Regions from separate parts of the Mus musculus genome. Here region 1 is linked to region 2. A link is a loop called in an ENCODE intact Hi-C map of the cell type or tissue named here. Cell type or tissue: heart. All regions are shown on one strand. Links, peaks and the distances in the headings refer to the core of each region. The heading gives the core; the rest is flanking DNA.

Region 1 (6,938 bases), core at 1,104-6,103, 110 kb before region 2:
GTATGCATATACATGTATTACATATGGATATGTGTGAGTGTCAAGTGTATGTGTATATATGTTCATCTAAGTGTGTGTTCATATATATGTGTGAGAGTGGGTGTATGTATGTGTATGTACATATATGTATGTGTATATGTGTGTGTGCATATATGCTCATGTGTGTGTGCATGTATGCTCATGTGAGTGTGTATGTATGTTTGTATGTATGTGTGTGCATGTATGTGTGTATGAATATATGTGTGTGAGTGTATTATGTGTGTGTTTGTGTCTGTATGTGTGTGTGTGTGTGTGAATATGTGTGTTTGTGCCTGTATGTGTGTGTGTGTGTGTGTGTGTGTGTGTGTGTGTGTGTGCTGTTAAGGAATTTATTAAATCAACTTAAAAATAGTAATAACAGGAGAATCACTCCTAAGAGTTAACCCAGTAGTTAGTCAGTCCTTGAGACTTAGGGCCTCCACAGTCAGAGTAGTTCCACAGTGTCTGTTTCTCACTTGGCATAGGGGGAGGGGGGGGTAATAACTGCTAGTTGCTCAGTCCACAAAGCCTGAGCCTTGGCAGTCCCAATCTAGCATTAGAAGCTGGAAGTCAGGAGGTTTTCTGAAGATCCACTTGTTCCTATTCCAGGATAAAAACTTAGGACTGGCTCAGCTATCAGTGAAGGAATCAGAAACAGCAGCAGCAACCAGAGAAATCTGGAAGTCAGGAAGGAAGGCCAAGCATCAAAGGATGCTCTTCAGCCGCTCCTTGCTCATCTGGACTCTTACCTGACGGTGCTGCCCATAGTGGGGCTGGGTTTTTCCATGTCAATCAAAGCAATCAGGACAGATTTTCAGGGGTGGCTCCATCCTTGGGTGCCTCTAATTTGTGACAAGTTGACATTAAAACCAACTGTAAGAGCTGCCCTATGGCCCGGATTCTATCATTTCTAGCCACCGTCCTCCACATCAAAACTTGGATGATTTTCGAAAACAGAAAAGTCTGCTGACAATTCAGAAGGCTGAAAAGTGGGTGTTGAAGGAAGGTTACACTGAACTAAGCAAATCCCAGAGGAAGTGCCGAAGAAAGAGCCTGCTCAGCCACGGAGACTCTCTGGTTAGAATATGCCTGCACTTATATCTCTGTACGCGGTCTCCATAGTTAAAGTATCACATTTTCCATGGTTTGATGAAGACTCCAGAGCCCTTAAGATATGAATTGCTATAATTCCTAAATCAAACAGCATTCAATTCAGTTCCAGACCATTGCTGGGTAATAAGACCGGTATTTCTTATTTTAATTAGTCATTTTCTACTTCTAACAACTTCTTTGACAATCTTGGATTGCTTGTTTGTTTATATGTGATAAAAGCCATGTTTCGCTAAAAATATAAATGCTACATTTGAATGTCCATTTACATTTTAGTAGTTATAGAAATAAACTTTCCAGGCCTTTAGATTATAGCTTTTTATAGGCACTGAATACAATCACCTAATCTATTTTAATATTATCCCTTTCAGCTGTCTCGTGAGTAACTACTAACACAGCAGAGATATCAAGTGGATAATGTAAATTCAAGACTAACTGCCTGAATACTCATCAGAAACTGTCTTTTAGTTTGCCTGGAAATTTGCTCCTGACATTTGAAATATCCCAGATGAATAAATAGGAATATGGTCACATAAAAGTATTTTGTGCTGGATTTTAAATGCCCCCAGTATGAAAACCAATTTTTATACTTGCATCCTGAATAAAGTACAGGGTGCTTGCTCCTTGAATATCTAGGGTTACAATAAGTTTATCAGGGGTTCCCAGAGCCCATGGGAGACAGTACACAGCAGCCTATAACTGCAGTTACAAGTGACCTATCTAATACTCTCTTCTCGATATTCCAGAAATCTACACTGGCATGTGCATACCCACACACCTACACCTAATCAAAAAGTAATAAAAGTAAGTACATCATTAAATGGAGATTGCATCACAATTTAAAAACTGCTTTCCAAAGTGTATATGGCTATTGTGTGTACGAGAGCACTCCCCAAGCACACAAAACTAAAATTGTTTGAAAATTTAGTGAGCTATGTATGAATGTATTTCTATCAAAAGGAATAGATACAATTATGTGCTCATTCTTTGGTGGTTACATCTACGTGTTTCCTTTCTGTGTTTCATATTCTGCATCAGATATTTTGAAAGGTCATTTTTTAGCATGAGCATCTTCTCAGACTACAAAGAGGTGAAATTACATGGGAGAAAACTTCAGTCCTGCTTTTTATCAGGGTTTCCCTTTCAAGTATGCCTGTTAAACTGCACTGACCCATCCTAACTTGCTGCAGGAACTCTAAAGGCAAGTGTTCCTCCATTGAGTAGAAGTCTCAGGAAATTCATTTCTTGGAAATATTATTCTGGCAGTAAACAAACGAGAATACCTCCGGAGATCAGGGGAGGTGTAGGAGTGTTGACTGTGTTTTTATAGGGTAGATTGACTCCAAACATCTTCAGTTAGGACAATCTTTTCCCCCTTCTTTTTTTATTTTATTTTATTGTTAACTCTGGAATGTTCTTCTCCTGTAGTTATGCTCAGGGAACTCCACATGCCATCCTAGCTAGTGGGACCCCCCATATTGCTAATCTAGACTCGGAACACTTTCAGCATGTGCTCAGAGGCCTTAACAAAACTCTAAAGTTCCAACAACTACAATTTTTTTAAAAAATCCATGTTCCTTAAAAATTAGACGGAAATGGAGGCTAAATTCCCAAAGCTCAGTCTAGGTTTTGGTCATACAGTTATGTATGCATAGAGAGCATGCAGAAAGGCCCCTGAAAAGCAACCTGGCTACAATCCAAGCTCTAATCTCCACTCCCACAAGCCACCGGCTTGTGACTTCAGCCAGTCACAGGTTCCCTAGATTGCAATGTTCTTTTCTTCCGGCTCACTCAGGCATACAAGCAAATGCAGAAAACAAGTATAAATGTGACTGCCTGCCTCCCCAGTCCAAGCTCCCTGTTCCCTCTGTGAGTCTTCCCGAGGGGCATGTCTGGTCCTTAATTATAAAATCACAAGGCATTCCAAAACCCTCTAGGAGTCTGCTTAGAAAAGGAGTCCCTGGCTCATTAGCACACCCATATAGGTCACCAAGGAGCAAACCTTCCAGACTGCGTTCATGATTTATGTAGCACCAAGTCATTAAGATCCTAAAATGGTGAGATTCAGGCCCAACCTTTAAAACCAGTTATGAAAAGCTGAGTATGGAACAGAAACTACCCACCCAGGGGATACAAGTTCAGGGGTCATGGACAGAAAATGGTCAGATCTATGGGATGACAGATAACACTTAGCACCGAATGCCAGTGACAACAGCTATGCCCTAGATGGGACCCATGTTAAGGCTCAGTCAGGAGCAGCCAGGGAATGGCCGAAGAAGGTGCCATGCCTAGGTTGAGAATTCTAGACAGAGGGCTTCTCAGTGCTTCTAGTACTGATGAATAGAGGCCATAGGCAGGCAGGGCAGCTTCGGATGCACGGCCTGGACAAGAGCTTCCTGAACCTCATTGGCTTGACAAAGAGGAGAGATGGGGAGCATGCAGTTAGACCCAGAGAGGGACTACAGCAGTTTCCAGTGCTTCGCTGCACTGTCATGGCTGCAGCTTAGAATCTTTTAATCTGTGCCTGCCATCTTAGAAGTCTTGGCAAGCTCTGTGTTCCAGGTTACTGTGCATGTGCAAGCTGATGGGCAGGCCAGCAGCAGCATGATGTTACTAGCAGCAGAAACACGACCTGGCATCCTTAGCAGATAGTCAGGAAGCAGTCCACACACCTTGGTGAGTTGCTATGAATGTAGTCACTCTATTGCCCGCCTGCTAGAGTACGTGGCGGGTTGGGGTTTCCCCTTGCTAATTGAAATGTGCCACCATGGGGTTTATGCATAAAAAGCCAAGAATGCTAAAGCTTGCTACACAGTTTGGGTAAGTTCCCCTTGTAATCCACTGGCTGCTGAATAAAGATGTTAATTTGGCTTTAAAAGTCTGTGTGTCAGCTCTAAATAGGATGTCTCCATCAAATCCCTCCCCTCAGATCTCAGGGAACAGGAGGCAGAAGGAATATGGAAACCAGAAGGGGGAGAGGATATGAGGAGAACAAATCCCTCTAAATCAACCACTCAAGGCTCCTATGAACTCAAAGACTGATAACAGCAAGCAGAGGGCCCCCAGAGTTCTATCTCAGGTCCTCTGTGTAGCTATTCCAGCTTTCAGGTTAGTATTTAATGGGACTCCTGAGTGTGTGAGTGAGTGCGTCTCTGCTTCTTCTGCCTTTTCTTGGGGCTCTTTTCCTTCTTCTGTGTTGCCTTGTCCCACATCAATGTGATGGGGTTTGTTTCATTTTATTTTATTTTTTATATGCGGTTGTTATCTCTTAGAAGTCTGTCTTTTTCTAATGAGAAACGGAAAAGAAGTGGGTATGGATGTAAGAGGAGGTGGGAAGGAACCTGGAGATGAAGAAGAAGGGAAAACTGTAATCGGAATATATTGTTTGAAAGAATAATCTATTTTTAATAAAAGGGGGAAAAGAAAATCTGTTTTCAATGAAAGGGAAAAAGGAGTGTGTTTTCTGTATAAGTTACCTTGTAACATTTGATCAGTTTAGTTAGTTGATTTTTTGTTTTTCCATACAAGGTCTTACTCTGTAGCATAGGCTAACCTCAAATTCATGGATGATTCTTTTGTCTCAGCCTCTTAAATTATGGGATTACAGAAAGGAGTAACCACCTCTGCATTACTGAACTTTGGACTCTGTACTGGCTAGTTTTGTGTCAACTTGACACAGCTGGAGTTATCACAGAGAAAGGAGCTTCAGTTGAGAAAATGACTCCATGAGATCCAACTGTAAGGCATTTTCTCAATTAGTGGTCAAGGGGGAAAGGCCCCTTGTGGGTGGGACCATCTCTGGGTTGGTAGTCTTGGTTCTATAAAAGAGCAGGCTGAGCAAGCCAGGGAAAGCAAGCCAGTAAGGAACATCCCTCCATGGCCTCTGCATCAGCTCCTGCTTCCTGACCTGCTTGAGTTCCAGTCCTGACTTCCTTGGTGATGAACAGCAATGTGGAAGTGTAAGCTGAATAAACCCTTTCCTCCCCAACTTGCTTCTTGGTCATGATGTTTTGTCCAGGAATAGAGACCCTGACTAAGACAGACTCCAATGGCCTTCTCTATACCAGCAGCTGAAGACAGTCCCAGCTCTGCAGAGAGCTTCCCCTAGTCCCCTTGTGGTGTTGACTACAGCTCCCTTGAGCCCTGGAGCCCCTCTGCTCCTTTCTTGGGACTAGAACCTGTCTCTCCACAGTGCAGGCTAAAGACCTGAGAAAGAAGGAAATACTGACCTCCAGGTGGAAAGAAGATTCATGGGTTCACAGCAAGTGGCTCTCAAACAGCAGTGGTCACACCCATCTCTCTTGTTCCTGCAGCTCTCTATCATTCTGCCAATAAATGCAAGGTATAGATGACAAGGGGACCCAGCCTAATTCCCCACAACTGTTTCTAAAACCAGGGTTTTAGTAACAATGAGTAGTCCCTTCATGGGCTCTAGGCACTGTGCCTCAACAGACCCTTTTCTATATGTAAAAAATCAAAGCAAACAAAAGATTGAAAATAGTTGTTTTTACAAGTGTTGGCATAAAACAAATATTTTGACACTATGCATAGAAATGCTTTTTCTGACCGAAATGTTCTTTTTCTCTTCTTCTGATTTTAAAAGAATTAAAAACTCTTTTGTGAGCTCCTAAAGGTACCACAGGCCCTAAACCCTGGCCTGTTGTTTCCCAGTGAGTGTTGCCCACTCCAGCCTATAAGTTCCACACCAAATGGCGTGCTCAGCCTGGTTTTTCTATTCTTTGCTGTTGTGTTTCAGTTTTCAAAACCAATGTGTGTCACACAGAAAACCGGAGAGGAAAACCTTTGAATTGTTCTCAGTGATGTCAGAGAGCTCACCAATCTCTTTTGTGAAGCTTCCAAGAGTTGAGTTATCCCCAGATACATTAGTGCTGGAAACCACTGGGACAGCTGGGTACAGCCTTCCAGCTGTTACAACAAAGGCACAAAACACGGGAAAACCAAAGACCCACGCGGCTTAGCTGCTGGGATTGATGATTGATTTCTGTTTCTCTTGCCTCCTCCTCCGTTTTTTGGCTGCCAACTACTCAGGCTACCTCCCCAGGGTTTCTGGCCCTTGAGAAGGACTGTGCCCTTGCCAACCTGGGGACGTTAAGCTCAGCTTTCTAGCTTTGGAATCCACTATGTACTCAGTCGCAAGCCGACTGAGCCTCAGCCATAATTAGCTGTAATGTGTTTATGGGGCCAAGAGAATTTAAAACATGCAAGACATGAGTCAGGACAGAATGATATCAAAATCCTTGTTTGTTTTGGGTTTTAGTCTAATCTCATTGGGTTCTACACACACCATTGTTTTTCTTGGATATTAGCAATGGAGAGAGATGGGGGAATCCCTGCAGAAGGTTTATATTCATGCCCAGACCCAGACGATCCAGATTCCCTTGTGGAAGACTTTATGTTCCATAAACTCACACCCTAGACAGTGGGCTTAGCCCCAGAAGGTCACATTTGCTTTCCTTTCACTGGGTTAATGATCCCATAAATGTTTGCTCTTTTGACCAATACCGTCTCAAAGTAGATGTGTGCCTATTGAATAGCAAGAAAACAGGCACACAGTGAAAGGCTAGAGGCAGAAGAAGCCGTGACATTGGGACGTTCTTGGCATTTCGACAGTACTAGAGACTGTAGTCTCTAGTATTTAGTCCAAAGACCATGAGAGTTTAAGGACCTCCTACGTTCTTTGCATTTCTGTGGCTCATATGTTCTGTGGAGTTGTTTCCTGATGACAGAACCTATCTCAATTCAGACAGCAACAAAATGACCAACTAATTCCAGTGTCATATAACAGCCTC
Region 2 (7,911 bases), core at 1,604-6,603:
AGATAAAAGGGGGTTTCCAATGAGATGGGAGGGATGCAAACACGATCTGAGATACTAACCAAATGGCAGGTTTGAGGTTTAATTTTTCTTCTTAATCTTTTTCCTTTGGAAATAATTGTATCTTTTTTGCAGTCCATTCCAGCCTGCCAACCCTTGAGCTACATGTAGTCTGTATTTGTCAAACTATGAGTGAGCAGATCAAGCCAAAGATGAAAAATAAGGACAATCTCCCATGAGATCTGTGTCAGGATGCCCCTTCCCCAGAGATGCAAAAGCTGTGTAGCTGAGTCCCTGGAGTCCACTTGAGTGGATGAAGCCACCACCCAATACTCCCTTTTCCACCCTGGCTACTCCTCAAATGGCTTCCCTTCCTTTCTTCCTCTCTCTCTCTCTCTCTCTCTCTCTCTCTCTCTCTCCCTCTCTCTCTCCCTCTCTGCCATGCAGAGCACTAGGCCTTTCTCAGACACTTCATCCCCGCTCTGGGCACGATGAGGAGTGAAATGTGCCTCTGAATAGAGAAGAGAAGACAGGGTGGATTAATGGCAGAAGAGTAACACAGCCCTCGCAGAACAAAACGAGGGTGACCCGGACGAAACAAAGCGCCACAATAGATCATTTCTGAGAAGTCACCCGGCAGCTTTGAAACCACAGGCTGCGTGCTCCGGGGCAGTGAGTGTCACATCCATGGCTTTCAGGAGGCATGAATGGACGGGAACAGTAACTCTTTTTCATGCCTCTTTCAGAGGGCTTGTCGGTGGAGAAGGATTTACCATTCAATTCCCATACTTTTATGTGGGAAATTAGGAATTTGCCCCTTTAAAAGAAATTGCCTTTTAAACTCTTCATAAATTGTGGCGGTTTTATAGATTTACCCAAACTTCTTCTTCCTTCATGTCCTTCCACTTATATATCATTTTTAAATATTCATAAATACAGAGAGAGAGAGAGGGAGAGAGAGAGAGAGAGAGAGAGAGAGAGAGAGAGAGAGAGAGAGAGAAAACTCTCTTCTCCTCTTTGCTCAAAAATCTATTCAAGGCATGTCCCCGCAATAGAGACATTTCAACTTTCTGTCCCATGCCCAGTTGGATTCCCCCCCCCCCCATGGCTGTGTTATTTCACCATTTTTCATGAAACACTCAAACTCTTTTGCAAAAAAAAAAAAAAAAGTCACTAGGGGAACTACATAGGTGGCAAGTGCTAGGCAGAGCTGGTGAGATGAAAACCGACCAGGTCACTCACTCACCCTCAGCAATGACGTAGAGTTCTGTGCGCTTCCCTCGCCAGCCCCGGCACAGGGATTGTCCGGTAAAAACACTCAAGCTTTTCTAGGAGTGGGTTGTATACCTTATTTCCAGCCACCTTGGTCCAACACTGGGCCTCCCTACCTGGCTGTTTGCTTCCCAGAAGCCCACAGTGTTTGGCCATATTAATCTCATTAACCTTCCCGATCAGTTTCAACAGCAGTGAAGACTTGAGAACGTGGAGTTCCTGGCAGAGAAGTTGAGCCTTGGCTCCCTGCCAGTACATTTGAACATTTGATCTGGCTCCCCAGGCCCCTTCCAGAGCCTTTTTTTTTTCCATAGGAAGAAAGCACAAACAAGAAAGCCTTGCCATACGAAATGCAGCCATGTGTGACTCCAAGCTTGGCCCCCCCTCCCTTCTCTTGCCAGAATGTTCCTAGTCCCCGGTCCTTAGAGCAGAGGGAGCAGCTGAGATGATGATGCCTGCCTTTCTCTGGGGTCGGTCGGTCGACCATGCAGCACCTTGGGCACAGTCCCCCAAACGGAGCAGCCTTTAGGCAAGAGATGGAAAGAGGAGAGGGTTGGGGGAGGGGAGCAGAAGGCCTTCCTCATCAGCAGGTCTATAAGGCCAGACGAGGTGATGGGGGCTTCGAAATACTTCCTCCTGTGCAAATGCTGACAGTGGACCTCTGTTCTTTCAGGTTTCCTAGATTAGAAAAACAAAAACAAAGAAGGCTCTAAATCAGTGGTTCTCAACCTGTGGGTCTCGACCCTTTCACAGGGGTCGCCTAACACCATCAAAGACAACCAAGATTTGCATTAAAATTCATAACCGTAGCAAAATCACAGTTATAAAGTAGCAACAAAATAATTTTATGATTAAGGGGGGGGGGTCACTAAAGCATGAGGAACTGTATTAAAAGTTTGCAACATTAAGAAGGTTGAGAACCACTGCTCTAAATAGACTTGACTGGAATGAATTCAGACCCTGACATCACTTCTCTGGTTTTTAATAAAAAAAAAAAAATCAATTTTCTATTTCAGAGGGCATTAACAAGCTGAGAATGAAGGGCCCAGGACTGACTGCATCACACTCTGAACCTGGAGATGGAACTAGCTCCTTCCCTGTTGATAATCATGTCAAAAGAGATATACTACTGCTTCTTGATTTTAATTTAATTTTCTTTATATAGTGTGCATGTGTCTGGGCAAGTGTGTGAGCACATGTGTATGAAGGTGCCCACAGAAGGCACAGAGTACATTAGATCCCTCTGAGCTGTGGTTATATGTGTCTGTAATCTTCTTAACATGGGTGCAGGGATCTAAGCTCTGGTCCTCATGAAAGAGCAGCTAGTCCTCTTAACTTCTGAGCCAGAAATATTGGCCTTATCAGAAGTAATATTTGCCTTAAAATTAATTCTTTGGGGTTCAAGTTCCATAGTAAAGTTCTTGACTACATACGTGACTGAGACCCTGGGTTCCATCCGTAGCTTTGAAAGAAAATTCAATTAATATTTGAAGAAAATGGAAGCTCTTAAATATAGGTTTCAGTTGCCTGTAAAAAATAGGCAGCTTTAATGATCTGGGAAGGTTTGATTTGTAATTTAAAGTATTTGTTTTGATTATGTTTAATTTAAATATATGTTATCATTAAGCATATATTGCAGTGTGCTTAACTATTTAATTTTAAATTTCAGTATTTCCACTTCTTTACTGTCTCTAAACTTAGAAGAACTTTCAAAGTCCAGGCCCCTTAGGAGCTTTCTAATCCCCATGGCAACAACTCTCACATCACTCAGAAGCAGCAGCAAGGCTCAGCACCTCTAGGGAAACTCTTTCATCAGCCTGGCCCACACCACGGAAGCAAGCACACTGAAGGTGACATCACCCTGAGCTCCTAAGCAGCACCTCCAGCCATTTGGAATTGGGACAGCATGCTGCTTAAGAATCCTTTCTTCCAATGGAACCTTTAAGAAAATCAGCTTCTGCTTATAACTATGGACAAGTTTAAATATATGGCTACAGAAATTCTTCCTTGATTTTGCTTACAACGTTTTCAACCTGCAAAAGCTTTCTTTGTAAAGTCTCATTTCTGTTATTGTGGCAAAATGCCCTCGCACAGGTAATTTAAAAGAGAATGGGTTTTCTATGCCTTATATGTTCCAGGGTAGACACTAGTCCATCATGGCCTGGCAACTAGATCAAGGCCATTGGCTCACATTGCATCGTCAATCCAGCAACAGAAAGCAATGAGGAAGTGGGAACAAGCTTTAAACGCTCCAAGCCCCACCTATATTGACGCACTTCCTCCTTCTGGGCAGGGTTCCACTGCCTAAAAGTTCTAACTTTCTCAAATGGCACCACAAGACGAAGACCCAATTATTCAACCACAGAACCTGCAGGATACATTCACATTCAAACTACAAGAGCCAGTGCACCTTACCAGGAGCAACTGCACACACATATCTTGTCATGGGATTTGTCCACAAAGCGGTAAATATATTTAGACATTCAAGCGACCTATCCTTCTTCTACCACAAGTCTGGCTTAAAATTGTTCAGTAACTGTAGGGAGTCATTCTGATGCTTTGATCGGGAATCTGCGCATGAGAGCTGAAGGTCCTGTTCCCCAATTGGTTCTTGCTTGATGAAGCAAGATGTTAGCAGCCAATGGCTGGGAGGAAGATGCAGGGCTTCCAGATTTCCACAGACAGGCTAGGAGACACCAGAGGAAAAGAAAATTCACCATGCTTCAGAGGGAGAGAGAGCCACCAGTCATGGGAGATCTCAGGTGGAGTGGCCATTGGCTGCTTGCCTGACTGGTACTAGAGTAGCTAGCAGGCAGGAGATTAGGAGCACAAGTAAGCTGAGGACAAATTTAGGGTGCTGAACAAGGAGAAGATAACCAGGCAACAAGTTGAGGGCAGATTTAGAGGTATTGAGCTGGGAGTGAAGGCAAGGGCATGTTAGCCACAAGAGGTTTAGAAGTGCCTGGCCATTGAACTAAAAAGCATATTAAAAATAAGCTTGTGTGTGTGTGTGTGTGTGTGTGTGTGTGTGTGTGTGTGTGTGTGTGTTTGTGTGTGTGTTTGTCTGTGTGTGTGTGTCTGTGTGTGTGTCTGTGTGTGTGTGTGTCTGTGTGTGTGTCTGTGTGTGTGTGTGTCTGTGTGTGTGTGTGTGTGTGTGTGTGTGTGTCTGTGTGTGTGTCTGTGTGTGTGTGTGTGTGTGTGTGTGTGTGTGTCTGTGTGTGTGTCTGTGTGTGTGTTTCATCCACAGATCTAAGGGAACCAGGGTGGTGATTGGTAATGCCATCTGCCCAGATCTTGAAAGTGGAGTAGTAGAAACTACACACTACAAGTAACTTCATGTCTAATGAAGAATAAGTCCTGTCTCCTATACAGTGTCTCTTTGCCTTCTTCTTGCTTTCCATTCCTTGTGTCCAGGAATTTTTTTCTTTCCAGGGATTCTACATATACCTAGACTTGTCTCTGGACTTGAAATGGCATGCCACCTCTTGTATGCTTTGTTTCTTCTCTTTACTTTGGGCTCAGCTAAAATGCCAACTCACAGTGACATTATCTGATCATGCCATTAGAAGATAAATTCATGTTTCTTTTGCTGGCATTTCCAGTATTTAGCATGGAGCAGGAACAGAATCTATGATTTGTGTCTATGGAATGATGTAAAAAGGGAAGAAGACACACTATTGAAGTCTGTTGAGTAGCACTCATACTACATTTGTTCAATACATGTGATTGAAGACAATATTAACTTGTCAGTCTGAGAACGTTCTAGATTCTTCAAGGTCAAATATAAGGTCATATATTGACCAAGACTTGAAATTCATCCATTCACAGGATGAAATCAGTTCTTCTATTACACAATACTGTGGTATTATTGGTCAGTGCAGGGTATCATGATGCTTTGTTTTAGGTGGTAATGAAGAGATCCAGGCTTCCTCTGGAGTAGCTCTTGAAGCTGCAGGACATTGTTTGGTCCAGTGGGGATGCCAGCACAACTAAGTACCATTCCATTGGAGGAGTAAGCAAAGGTCCAGGAGGAACTGTGTCATTGAAGCTATGCAGAGTTGTCCACATACTTGGGCTCATGTTTCACTGTTTAAGAGTGTTTAAGAGGAATATGAGAAGAGCAATTGAGTACAATGAGGGACACAGCTGTACAGACTTCTTCCTCGATCCCAAGAGAGTCCCAGCTTATGGGTTTCTTTGCATGAGTTCTTGACCAAAGTACTTAACATTCCTAGGACTTAACTTGATCACCTTTCAAGTAGTAGCTACCATATCTTAATTATATTATAACTATTCGAATTAAATTCACAAGTTCATGTGAAGTGCTAAGGAATGTTTGTTTGTTTGTTGTTTATTTGTTATGAAGAAACACTTGACAAAATTATTTAGATTATTTTTGTTTCACTATGTTCTTTGTGTCCTTGTTCAACCTCCCATCTCCTCATCCTGAAGAGTTAGAGTTCTCTGGGCTCTTAAATGCCACTGTTGCCTAAAGTCTCTTCCCAGCAACCCATGATCTCTCTCCATTCTTATCCTGTGCTTGATTCTCTTTGTTTATGATGTTGTATGGTGTTCCCCATCTCAGGAGCATTTCTCTTGCTGATTATGCTATGACCTCCTCCCATAGCAGATAGTTCTGGCAGCTGCTAACATCTCACCCAATGGGGCTTTACTATATGCACTCAACATACACTCTTTGATTTATTGAAATGGATTAAAATCAGCTCTACATGACCTTAGAAAAACAAATTATTCGAAAGATTAGTTCCAAACATTGGCAGATTCCACTTTTTTTTTTAACTAGTAAAATGTTCTGCTTATATGTTAGCCATTCATGGCTAACTTACCTCTTTCTGTAGAAAAAGTTGAAATGTGGCTAGTATTATATAACACACTGAAACTTCTGGTAACTCAGGATATTCCCTTCTTGGGTGGTGTTTATTCTATGCCACAAACACCTGAATTACTGAAACTGGAGTCAGTCCATGTTCCCTGGTTGGGGTTCTAGTACCTTGTGGACTGGCAAACATGTCTGACAAAAAAATAAAAAATAAAAATGTGGGGAATGCTTGGCCTTCCGTTCATCTGAGAATTATGCCATTTTCCAAGAAAAGCTAAATGGCTCATTCATGCTTTCGTCTCTCTTCCTCCAGGCTGGTTTCCTGAGGATATTTCTTCTCCAGGCTGGCATGTTTTCTTTCTCTCTCTCTCTCTCTCTCTCTCTCTCTCTCTCTCTCTCTCTAAATAGGCTGCAATAAGCTGAGAATTTTAGACTTAAACTTAAACTGAATGAATCTTGATTCTGTTATGAAATGAGATCTATTAGCCCTCATTTCATCTATTACAGAGAAAAATACCCTCCAAGTGAAGGCTGTCCACTCAGTGGCTTCTGCTGACCAGCTCCCCCCACAGTGGGATTGTATCCACATGAAATCTCTCAGCACCAGCTCAGGGCAGAACTCACTAATAAGCACCATCAGGTAACTGAGCTGGGGTTTTTTCCCCCTTTCCGCATCACTTTTATCATCAAGAGGAGCGGAGACTTCCACATTTCAAGAGCTTTTTGCACAGGAAACTCTAGTATGGCCTTCACACAGCCTGAATTCTCCAGGGGGGAAGTCATGGAGCGACCTGGAAAACTTGAGCAGAGGAACAAAGCCCCTTGGCCGGATGGCATCCATCTGGGGCTTCCAGCGGGAGACTGGGATGTATATATACCGCCGGCAAACCTGGGGCATGCTCCAGACCACCTCAGTCTTCAAAATCTGTTTTCAAAATAGAAGACGTAATAAACTACATACCTCTGGTCCAAAATATGCTCCCCTGTGCTGTGCTGTGCTGTGCTGTGCCGTGAAGTTCAATGCAGAGAAGGGAAAGGTGTTGTTTGGCTCACCTGGAAGAGACTCAGGCCAGTGAAGACTGGCCACAAAAGAGTTCTGGAAAAATCTCTCGGAGAACAAAAGACATAGACAACCTTGCCAATGTGTAAATATGTCTCTTCCAAAGTAAAAGGAAGGTTTCTGTTTATCAAAGCGACAAACCAGACAGGGTCCTGGAGATGATAGCTTGATCTTTATTCCCAAAGGAATGATAAGGAGCATTCAAGTGGAAGAAGTGGTGGCTATGCATGGCCTCGGGAGCGCTCCAGTGCCAAAGTAACAGGCTGCAGGCTGTAAGAGCTTGTTGACCTGGGCTGTGCACATTGAGGTCACTAACCTCCAAGTGCTACCATGTAGCTGAGGATTAGAGAAGCTGAATAAGCCATGGGTATCCCTGTCACACAGTGCATGGAAAAGGTTCTCTTATGTATAAGGATGATGGACTACCAATGACTTACCAATGAGTAGTTGGTCCTAATATATGGTGCATTCCTATAATCCTTGCACTCGAAAAGCTGAGGCAGGAAGATCATGAGTTCGAGTGAAGCTAGAACACATCACAAGACTCTATCTCCATAAACAAGCAAAACAAGTAATTGAAGGATACTGTGGCTTGACGGCACACAAAAGTGAACTCAAACGTGTCCTAGTATCAATAAGAAGCAATCCTCTCAGCGAGTTTTGGGATGGAAGGACTGATGATTACTTGCATAGCGTGTAACTCCCTCTAACCAAGGGGGACACTGAGAGCCCACTCAACAAG

Evidence for each region. Hi-C counts contacts between places; a loop is a spot of excess contacts. Peaks named below come from ENCODE experiments on the same cell type or tissue, not always from the same donor. Only the 100,000 strongest peaks of a DNase experiment are listed, where the experiment ranks them.
Region 1: a loop joins it to region 2, with 2.1 times the contacts of the local background. A loop is called at or near these places in 3 of 42 quality-filtered maps.

Annotation. Positions count from the first base shown.
Region 1 is chr1:42,521,733-42,528,670 of GRCm38, forward strand. No RefSeq gene overlaps it. Among named protein-coding and RNA genes, the nearest start is that of Gm46089, 48 kb to the right of the region's middle. In heart, for the core only: no CTCF peak of the experiment used is centred there; no DNase peak of the experiment used is centred there.
Region 2 is chr1:42,628,406-42,636,316 of GRCm38, forward strand. It overlaps Gm30248 (a long non-coding RNA gene), which reads right to left. Exons shown (of 3, transcript XR_373380.2): 1 at 7,071-7,911; 2 at 1,244-1,947. Among named protein-coding and RNA genes, the nearest start is that of Gm30248, 7.4 kb to the right of the region's middle. In heart, for the core only: no CTCF peak of the experiment used is centred there; a DNase peak (open chromatin) is centred at 4,056.